2 separate regions of the Mus musculus genome follow, and region 2 is linked to region 1. Evidence: chromatin loops called from intact Hi-C (ENCODE). Cell type or tissue: left cerebral cortex. All regions are shown on one strand. Region 1 holds the start of Fmnl1 (formin-like 1). Region 2 overlaps Gm884 (predicted gene 884).

What was found. A loop is a pair of places that touch in the nucleus more often than their neighbours do. Peaks named below come from ENCODE experiments on the same cell type or tissue, not always from the same donor. Only the 100,000 strongest peaks of a DNase experiment are listed, where the experiment ranks them.
Region 2: it touches region 1 in a loop (4-fold over the local background); 3 of 42 quality-filtered maps call a loop at or near these places.

Annotation. Positions count from the first base shown.
Region 1 is chr11:103,166,689-103,171,688 of GRCm38, forward strand. Fmnl1 (formin-like 1) reads left to right here and starts at 4,450. Exons shown (of 26, transcript NM_001077698.1): 1 at 4,450-4,753. The coding sequence starts at 4,625. It overlaps Gm51919 (a long non-coding RNA gene), which reads right to left and starts at 3,888. Exons shown (of 3, transcript XR_003949776.1): 1 at 3,466-3,888; 2 at 2,194-2,343. In left cerebral cortex, CTCF peaks have their summits at 615 (motif pointing left) and 2,166; DNase peaks (open chromatin) are centred at 2,192, 3,657, 3,819, 4,031 and 2 more places; H3K4me3 peaks cover 1,607 bases; H3K27ac peaks cover 2,717 bases.
Region 2 is chr11:103,554,300-103,559,299 of GRCm38, forward strand. All of the region lies in intron 7 of Gm884 (predicted gene 884), which reads right to left. Among named protein-coding and RNA genes, the nearest start is that of Lrrc37a, 52 kb to the left of the region's middle. In left cerebral cortex, a CTCF peak has its summit at 1,953 (motif pointing left); a DNase peak (open chromatin) is centred at 1,952.

The DNA.
Region 1 (5,000 bases):
CATTCATCAACACTGTCCTTTTTCTTTGTTAGAGTATCATGTAGCCCAAGCTGGCCTTGAACTCACCCTGAAGTCGATGCTGGATCCGAACACCCAATTTTCAGCGCCTCCACACTAGTGCCATATTATAGGCTTGTGCTATTACACTAAGCTGTGTGTGTGTTTTCATGTGCAGCAAGTATGCTTATGTGTGTGCATGTGGAGGTCAGAAGTCAATGCCCAGTGTCTTCCTTCACCACTCTCCTCCTTATTTTTTAAACTTATTTTATTAATCATTAGCGTGCGTGCATGTGTGTGTGTGTGTTTGCCATGAAGCGGTGGTCAGAGAACAGCTTTGTGGAATAGGTTCTCTTGAACTTTTATGTAAGTTCCAGGAATTGAACTCAGGTCTTATTTATGTAGCAAGTACCTTTACCTGCTGGGCCATGTTTCTGGGTCTCTGCCTTATTATTTAAAAAAGTATTTTGGGGGCTGGAGAGATGGCTCTTAAGAGCACTGACTGCTCTTCCGGAGGTCCTGAGTTCAAATCCCAGCAACCACATGGTGGCTCACAACCATCTGTAATGAGATGATGCCCTCTTCTGGTGTGTCTGAAGACAGCTACAGTGTACTTACATATAATAAATAAATAAATACATATTTTTAAAAATTTATATGTGTGGGTATTTTGCTTGCATGAATATTTGTATATTACTTGCATGCTGTGTTGGTGGAGACCTGAAGAGGGTGTCAGAACTCCTGGAACTGGAGTTACAAATGTTAGCCACCATGTGGGTGGTGGCAATGGAACCAAGGTCCTTTGGAAGAGCAACCAGTGCTCTTTCTGGGTGGTGGGATGGTGTTGAGGCAGTATTGAGGCAGTATTTCACTGTGTAGTCTTGGCTGGCCTGGAGCTCACTATGTGGACCAGTCTGACCTTAAACTCATAGAGATCTACTTGCTTCTGCCTCCCAAGAACTGGGATTAAAGATGGATACAACCGTACCTGGCCTGCACACAGTGCTATTAACTTATGAGCCATCTCTCTAGTCCCCTCCTCCCTTTTACATTTTTTTTTAATCCTCTCACTGAACTTAGAGCTAGCTCACTGGACAGCAAACCTACAGGGAACCCCTACTCCTAATCTGCCATCTGCCTGGCTGAGATTACAGGCACTCGTTATATATATATTTGTTTGTTCTTTTTCTTTTTGGTTTTTCGAGACAGGGTTTCTCTGTGTAGCTCTTGGCTGTCCTGGAACTGAACTCACTTTGTAGACCAGGCTGGCCTCGAACTCAGAAATCCGCCTGCCTCTGCCTCCTGAGTGCTGGGATTAAAGGCGTGCGCCACTATGCCCGGCTATATTTGGTTTTTGATTTGGGTGCTAAAGATCTGCACAGTAAGAACTCTATCAATGGACCCCTCACTGTGGCCTTTTGTCATTTATAAGAGTGGGGTTTGCTGGATAGCCAGATTTTCTTCCTTCCTTCCTTTCTTCCTTTCCCTCCCTCCCTTCCTTCCTTCCTTCCTTCCTTCCTTCCTTCCTTCCTTCCTTCCTTCCTTCCTTTTCTTCCTTCCTTTCTTCCTTCCTTCCTTTTCTTCCTTCCTTCCTTCCTTCCTTCCTTCCTTCCTTCCTTCCTTCCTTCCTTCCTTCTGTCTATTTGCATGTATGCCTGCATGACAGAAGAGGGCATCAGATCCCATCATTACAGATGGTTGTGAGCCGCCATGTGGTTGCTGGGAATTGAACTCAGGACCTCTGGAAGAGCAGCCAGTGCTCTTAACCCCTGAGCCATCTCTCCAGCCTGTTAGCCAGATTTTCTTAATTAAACTCCCCATTCTTCTGCCTCAGTATCCAGAGTGCAGAGTTCATGTGCGTGCCTGCTCACCAGCCTAACCTTTTCCTTTCTTCTCTTGCAGTATCGAGGCTTGAACCCAGGGCTCTGTGCATGCTGTGCACTTTGCACTTGACCACAGAGCCACATCCATAGCTTGCCTTTCTCCTTAAAGAGACATCTACTGACTACTGATACATGCTCAGTCACCTGAGTTAGGAGTGTTCCCAATGGCTGCACATTCCTTCCATTAAAGATGACAAAGTGACAATGGTCTGGAAATGTCACCCTGGCTGTGTGACTGTATCGATCACCACAGCCATCAGTCCGTCCTGCCTGTCATACCACCTGCACACGGAAGGGGGCAACGCAGACTTACGGAAAGGAAACATTGTTCCTAAACTTGACAACCAAGCTTTGCTGGTAGAATTTTCTCCATTGTGGTCCATGTTTTGGGAAGATGCTTTCTATGAAGCCAACAGAATTGAATAGGTGATGATTGATCACATCTCCTTGGTAACTCACGTTCCTAGTCAGCAGGAGGGAGGATGTAGGGTTGTTAATATGATAATTTCCCACATGATAGGCCCTTTTCAGTTTAGCTTTATTTCCACCAGGTTTTGGGTGGGAGGCAATTGGCAATGAGGATGCAGGCTGGCAATTACTGCAGTAGAGGCCCAATTTCTGGCTTCTCGGTGTCCCTCAAAGTAGCAGTGATGGGCAGAGGAGGCATGGGCACTGACCCCACAAGTACTTCAATGCAGATACCCTCCCTCCCAGCTTCTGAATCCGTTCCTTGCTAGGCTGTGTCCAAGGTTAGGGACACCTTAAGAGTCCCAGAAGCCCCATCAGTAAGCAGACAGCTGGGCACACAGCTGGGGCTCGAAGGAAACATTTGTTGATGAATTGAAAGAGACAGCTATGGAAGAATCAGGAAGTACAGTCTTTAATAAATAAACAAAAATCTCTCAACTACTAATCTCAGGCAAGGCCCAAGGTCAAGGCTAAGGAAGATGGAGGTAGGCATAGGGCAGGTACCCTTCCTATAGGCTCCAGGAGACCCTGTTTCCACCCACCCTGGAAGTCCTTGCTCAGGACATGAAATGAGACTATCTCTCCCATGGTGACAGGGGCGATGGTGAACTTGGCAGGAGGAAGGCTTTAATCAGGTCAAGCTGGGGAGCGTGCAGGTTTGTGTCTGGTTTTCCTCATAATTAGATAATTAATTTCCCAGTTCCTGCTGAATCCTTTGTCAGTGGCTTTGAGTATGAACTAGAGAGGTGGGAATGACCTAGAGTAGCCATTTAGAGCCCCTGGGCTGGCACAGAGAAAGTTCAAGGCTCCCTCAGTGTAGGGCACCTCACCCCATGGACTGGCAGAACAGGGAGGGGCTGACTCAAGAGCCCCACAGATTAAGTGGGAGAATTAGAGGTGTTAATTCAGGATGGAGTTCGAGCCCCGGTTATGAAGGCCTACCCCTTCTCCACTCTCCTACCCTAAATAAGAAGAGTCCGAGGCTATAGATTTTTGGATATGAACAGAGAGGCTCGTTTCTGCCCTAATTATCTGTGTGGCCTTGGACAAGACCCCTTGCTACAGCTACGGAAAGGCCCCTTGTTACCGTTACAGAAACAAGGACATCCATACCTACCTTTGCTGGTCACTATCACAGAAATCTTTCTGTAACTATCAGATAGCCAAGATTGTCATTCTTCAGCCAGCCTAGGTCCCTCATGGTGACAGTGTCAAGATTTTCCACCCATCTGAGGTGCCTGTTCCTCCCCCAGCCTAGCAGCTGCCTTTAACCCTTCTTAGTGCCCTACTTCTCCTTGGCACCACCACAGTGATCTCCAGGTTCGCCAACCTCATTTTTCCACGAGTGCCCCCAGTCTAAAACTGCTGAAGATGCTGGCACAGTCACATCTGGTCAGGTCTCAATTGACCTATGTCATTGTCCTCCAACCTGTTTGCAGATAATTCCCTCTGGTCCTCAGATCATCTCTGGGCCCAACGGAGGAGAGACACAGAGGTGGGGGGCCTGGAAGGGGGTTCCCATCTTCTTAGTTGGGGACCCCAAAGGGGGACCCCCAGCAGCAATTACGCCCACCAACCGCACCTCAGCGCCACCTTAGGTTTCTAAGGCGCGCGCGGATTGGTTGGACAATCTTCCGCCCGGGGGTCTGCCTCCTCCAGGCTCGGGCCTAGGGACCCCCCTACTGCCGGGCTTAGGGTGGAGAGCTGCGGTTCTAGGACCCGGAGGCGCCGGGCGAGCGCGCCGCTGTGTTCTCGGCCTCGCCTGGGTCGGCTCCGGCTCGGGCAGGTGCATCGGCGGCCGCCCCCTCCGCCGCAGGTGCACTGCTCGGCAGCCCCCAGCCGGCGCGCCATGGCTGCGGAGGACCCCCGGCCGTCGCCCGCGCCCGCCCCCTCCCTGCAGCCCGCCCCCCTGGGGCCGGGTGCGCGGCGGAGAACTGCGGTTTGCGCGCACCGGGAGCGGCAGCAGAAGTTCGAAAATCGCCGAGGGGGGAGCCCGCGCCGCAGCTTCCTGCCCCCGGCCCAGCCCTCTGGCCCCGGCCGCCTGCAACCCTACTTCCTCCCCGAGCCTCGGTCGCCGCCCGCTCCCTCGGACGGGGCCGCCGCGATGGGACGCCGCGCCCCGGCCCCTGCACGCCGCTGAGCCGAGAGCCACCTAGCCAAGCCTCGCCACACAGCGCTGCCCTTCGCTTCCAGGCTCCCGGAGCCTAGTCCGCGACCCCCAGGGAAAACTGGATCTCCGAGGCTGGAGGCGCCTGGCCGGCTGGGTGGGGACCACCATGGGCAACGCGGCTGGCAGCGCCGAACAGCCCGCGGGCCCCACCGCGTCGCCCCCGAAGCAGCCAGCCGTCCCCAAGCAACCAATGCCGGCGGCCGGGGAGCTGGAGGAGAGGTTCACGCGGGTCTTGGTGAGTGTGACCTGATGCGCACCAGGAGCCAGGGATGACAGGGGCTCCGCATGCGTCCCCGCCTCTTGGGACTCAGGTGCGGCTTGGAGATCCCTGGTCCACCTGCTGTCCCTCCAGAGGGGTAGGAGTAACACTGTCATCTTTCAGAGTGACTTGGCACCCCCCCCCCCAAGAAACTTTCTTTAGCCCCCTCCAGGAAGCTTTCTTAAGAGACCCCCCCATCGACCCCCTTCCTATGCTCCTAGTT
Region 2 (5,000 bases), 390 kb after region 1:
AGCAATCTACAGATTCCATGTAATTCCCACCAAAATTCCAACACAATTCTTTACAGACCTTGAAGAAATAAGTCTAAACTTCATATGGAAAATCAAAAAACAAAACAAAACAAAAAAACCCTAAATAACCCAATTTAAAATGGGGTTCAGAGCTAAACAGAGAATTCTCAACAGAGGAATCTTGAATGGCCAAGAAGCATTTAAAGAAATGTTCAACATTCTTAGTTATTAGGGAAGTGCATATCAAAACATCTGAGATTCCACCTTATACCCATCAGAATGGCTAAGATCAAAAACTCAAATGACAGCACATATTAGCAGGACGTGGAGCAAAGTGAACACTCCTCCATTGCTGGTGGGAGTGAACACTGGCAGTTTCTCAGAAAATTGGGAATAGTTCTACCTCAAGACCCAGCTATACCACTTCTGGGCAAATACCCAAAGGATGCTCCACCATACTTCAAGGACACTTGCTCAACTATGTTCATAGTAGTTTTATTTCTAACAGCCAGAAACTTGAAACAACCCAGATATCCCTCAACCAAAGAATGGATAATGAAAATGTAGGTCATTTACACAATACTACTCAGCTATTAAAAACAAGAACATCATGAAATTTGCAGGCAAATGGATGGAACTAGAAAATATCATCCTGAGTGAGGTAATCCAAAAGGACATGCAAGGTATATACTTACTCAGTTATAAGTGGATATTAGTCACAAAGCACAGGATAACCACACTATAATCCACAGACCCAAGAAACCAAATATCAAGGAGGGTACAAAGAAGAATGCTTGAATCTCACTCAGAAGTGGAAATAAAATAGATATTGGAGGTAGATGGAGGGAGGGAACTAGGTGGGAGAGATGAATGGGGCAGAGGAATCATGTGTAGGGACAGCAGGGCTCGAGGGAATGGAAACTGGTGGCGGATGGGTGGGGTGTCATCTCTAAGATGTGCCAGAGATCGGAGATGGGGAAGGCTCCAGGGAGTCTATGGGGTAACTCTAGCTGAGACGGCTCTCAGTGAGGGATATGGAGCCTGAAGTGGCCACCTCCTGTAGCAAGGCAGGACTTCCAGTGGAGGGTTAAGGACACCAACTCAACTAGAAAATCTTCTACCCAAAATGTGTCCTGCCTACAAGATATACAGGAAAAAAGATGGAGCAGAGACTGAGGGAATGACTGGCCCAACTTGAGACCTATCCCATGAGCAGCAAACAATCCTTGACACTATTAATGATACTCAGATATGCTTGCAGACAGGAGCCTAGCATAATTGTCCTCTGAGATACTTCACCCAGAAGCTGATGGAAACAGACACACAGCCAAACATTAGATGGAGCTTGGGGGGTCTTGTGGAAGAGTTGGGGGAAGGATTGAGGGACCTAAAATGGATAGGAGCTCCACAAGAAGATCAACAGAGTCAACTAACCTGGACTCTTGGGGGTTCCCAGAGACTGAACCACCAGTCAAAGAGCAATCATAGGCTGGACCTAGATACCCCCCTCCATACATTACAGATGTGCAGCTTGGTCTTCATAACAGGTCTCCAACAACTGGAATGGGGGTTGTCCCTGACTATTGCCTGCCTGTGGATCCCATTAACCTAACTGGTCCACCTTGTCTGGCCTTAGTGGAAGAGGATGCACCGAGTCCTGCAGTGACTTGATGTGCCAGGATAGGTTGGTACCAGGGGGAGAGGCATGGACTCCCCCTTCTCAGAGGGGGAGAGGGGAGTATGGGGGCGGAGAGGCTGTTGTGGGGGCTGTAATAGTGATGTAAAGTGAATAAATAATTTAAAAAAGAAAGATCTTTTTAGGACTTGGATAAGAACTTAGATAAGGAGAGGCCTGAAAAAAAAAAAATCCATGCTAAGTTACAAGCAATAGAACAAAAATTAGACAACTCTTCAGATGAATCAATCTGAAGCCTATGGTGCCACCTTTTGACAAGACTGCAAAATGGCAGCCCAAGCCCATTTGACAAGCTATAATGATCCTTCCAGCTAAAATAAGACAATTAGCTCCAGATGAGAAATCTACAAGGGCTTAAGAAATTTGCACGGAAGATCATAGTCTTACAGAGTCTTAAAAAGATTTAAAGAAGTAGTAACACCCTATGCTTTACATTTACCCTATGTAAGACAGATACTTAATAATTGGGCCACACAAAATTGTATAATTCCAAAAGACTGTAGAGAGCTGATGTCAGACATCTTAGAATCTGACCCTCAACTACAATGGCTGACATGGTAGAAAGATGAGGCTTCAGTTATGGAGCAACAAAACCCAGACAGAGGCATCAATATTGTCAAGGATCAGTTGCTAGGTAAAGGTCAATATTCTGAATTAAAAGTACAGATTATGACCTTGGGCGTGGAGTCGGAGGACACCCCCAAAGTCCCTAGAGGACTCTCCACGTGATCTTAGGACCACCGGTGAGTGGAACACAACTTCTGTTCCATTCCAATCGCGCGCGGGACCTGAGACAGCATTAGGGAAGCAGAAAACCTGACCTGACCAGGGTCACAAGTCCCTTCTGGTTAGTGCCAGCACCTGGTCACCTTGGGTGCGGAGTTGGTGGACACCCCCAAGGTCCCTAGAGGACAGCTTCTGAGGCAGACCCCATTTCAGGCTCCAGACATCTGGGCATCTTTCCTGCCAGAGGAGAGGTGTCTGCCCTGCCCTGGGAGGGCTTTGCTGGAGCACCTCGGGGAGCCATCTTGGTTTCCAGATCCCTCTGAGACTAGTCTGCGCAGATGAGAGTGTGGAATACAGAAGCTAACAGCTTCTGGGACAAGCCAAAGTGAGACAGCTTCTGGGACAGGCCCTGTTTCAGGCCTTCATCTTATCTTCTACCAGGAGGCAGGTCCTAAACCAGATATCTGTGCACCTTCCCTGCAAGAGGAGAGCTTGCCTGCAGAGAGTGCTCTGACCACTGAAACTCAGGAGAGATCTAGTCTCCCAGGTCTGCCGATAGAGGCTAACAGAATCATGGGAGGAACGAGCTCTAACCAGAGACAACTATAACAACTAACTCCAGAGATTACCAGATGGTGAAAGGCAAACGTAAGAATCTTACTAACAGAAACCATGACCACTCACCATCATCAGAATGCAGCACTCCCAACTCACCCAGTCCTGGGCACCCCAACACACCCAAAAAGCTAGACCCGGATTTAAAAGCATATCTCATGATGATGGTAGAGGACATCAAGGAGGACTTTAATAACTCACTTAAAGAAATACAGGAGAACACTGCTAAAGAGTTACAAGTCTTTAGAAAAACAGGAAAACACAACCAAACAGGTAGAAGTTCTTAAAGAAAAACAGGAAAACACATCCAAACAGGTGATGAAAATGAACAAAACCATACTAGACCTAAAAGGGAAGTAGACACAATAAAGAAAACCCAAAGTGAGGCAACTCTGGAGATAGAAACCCTAGGAAAGAAATCTGGAACCATAGATGTGAGCGTCAGCAACAGAATACAAGAGATGGAAGGGAGAATCTCAGGTGCAGAAGATTACATAGAGAACATGGGCACAACAATCAAAGAAAATGCAAAGAGATCCTAACTCAAAACATCCAGGAAATCCAGGACACAATGAGAAGACCAAACCTACAGATAATAGGAGTAGATGAGAATGAAGATTTTCAACTTAAAGGGCCAGCAAATATCTTCAACAAAATTATAGAAGAAAACTTCCCAAAAACCTAAAGAAAGAGATGCCCATGGACATACAAGAAGCCTACAGAACTCCAAATAGACTGGACCAGAAAATAAATTCCTCCCGACACATAATAATCAGAACAACAAATGCACTAAATAAAGATGGAATATTAAAAACAGTAAGGGGAAAAGGTCAAGCAACATATAAAGGCAGGCATATCAGAATTACACCAGACTTTTCACCAGAGACTATGAAAGCCAGAAGATCCTGGACAGATGTTATATAGACACTAAGAGAACACAAATGCCAGCCCAGGCTACTATACCCAGCCAAACTTTCAATTACCATAGATGGAGAAACCAAAGTATTCCACGACAAAACCAAATTCACACATTATCTTTCCACGAATCCAGCCCTTCAAAGGATAACAACAGAAAAAGAAACAATACAAGGACAGAAACCACGCCATAGAAAAAGCTAGAAAGTAATCCTTCAACAAACCTAAAAGAAGACAGCCACAAGAACAGAATGCCAACTCTAACAACAAAAATAATTTTGTTGCAACAATTACTTTTCCTTAATATCTCTTAATATCAATGGACTCAATTCCCCAATAAAAAGACATAGACTAACAGAATGGCTAAACAAACAGGACCCAACATTTTGCTGCTTACAGGAAACCCATCTCAGGGAAAAAGACAGACACTACCTCAGAATGAAAGGCTGGAAAACAATTTTCCAAGCAAATGGTCTGAAGAAATAAGCTGGACTAGCCATTCTAATATCTAATAAAATCGACTTCCAACCCAAAGTTATCAAAAAAGACAAGGAGGGGCACTTCGTACTCATCAAAGGTAAAATCTTCCAAGAGGAACTCTCAATTCTGAATATCTATGCTCAAAATGCAAGGGCAGCCACATTCATTAAAGAAACTTTAGTAAAGCTCAAAGCACACATTGCACCTCACACAATAATAGTGGGAGACTTCAACACACCACTTTAATCAATGGACAGATTCTGGAAACAGAAAATAAACAGGGACACAGTGAAACTAACAGAAGGTATGAAACAAATGGATTTAACAGATATCTACAGAACATTTTATCCTAAAAGAAAGGGATATACCTTCTCAGCACGTCATGGTACCTTCTCCAAAACTGACTATATAATCGGTCACAAAACAGGCCTCAACAGATACAAAAATATTGAAATTGTCCCATGCATCACCATGGACTAAGGCTGATCTTCAATAACAACATAAATAATAGAAAGTCAACATTCACGTGGAAACTGAACAACACTCTTCTCAATGATACCTTGGTCAA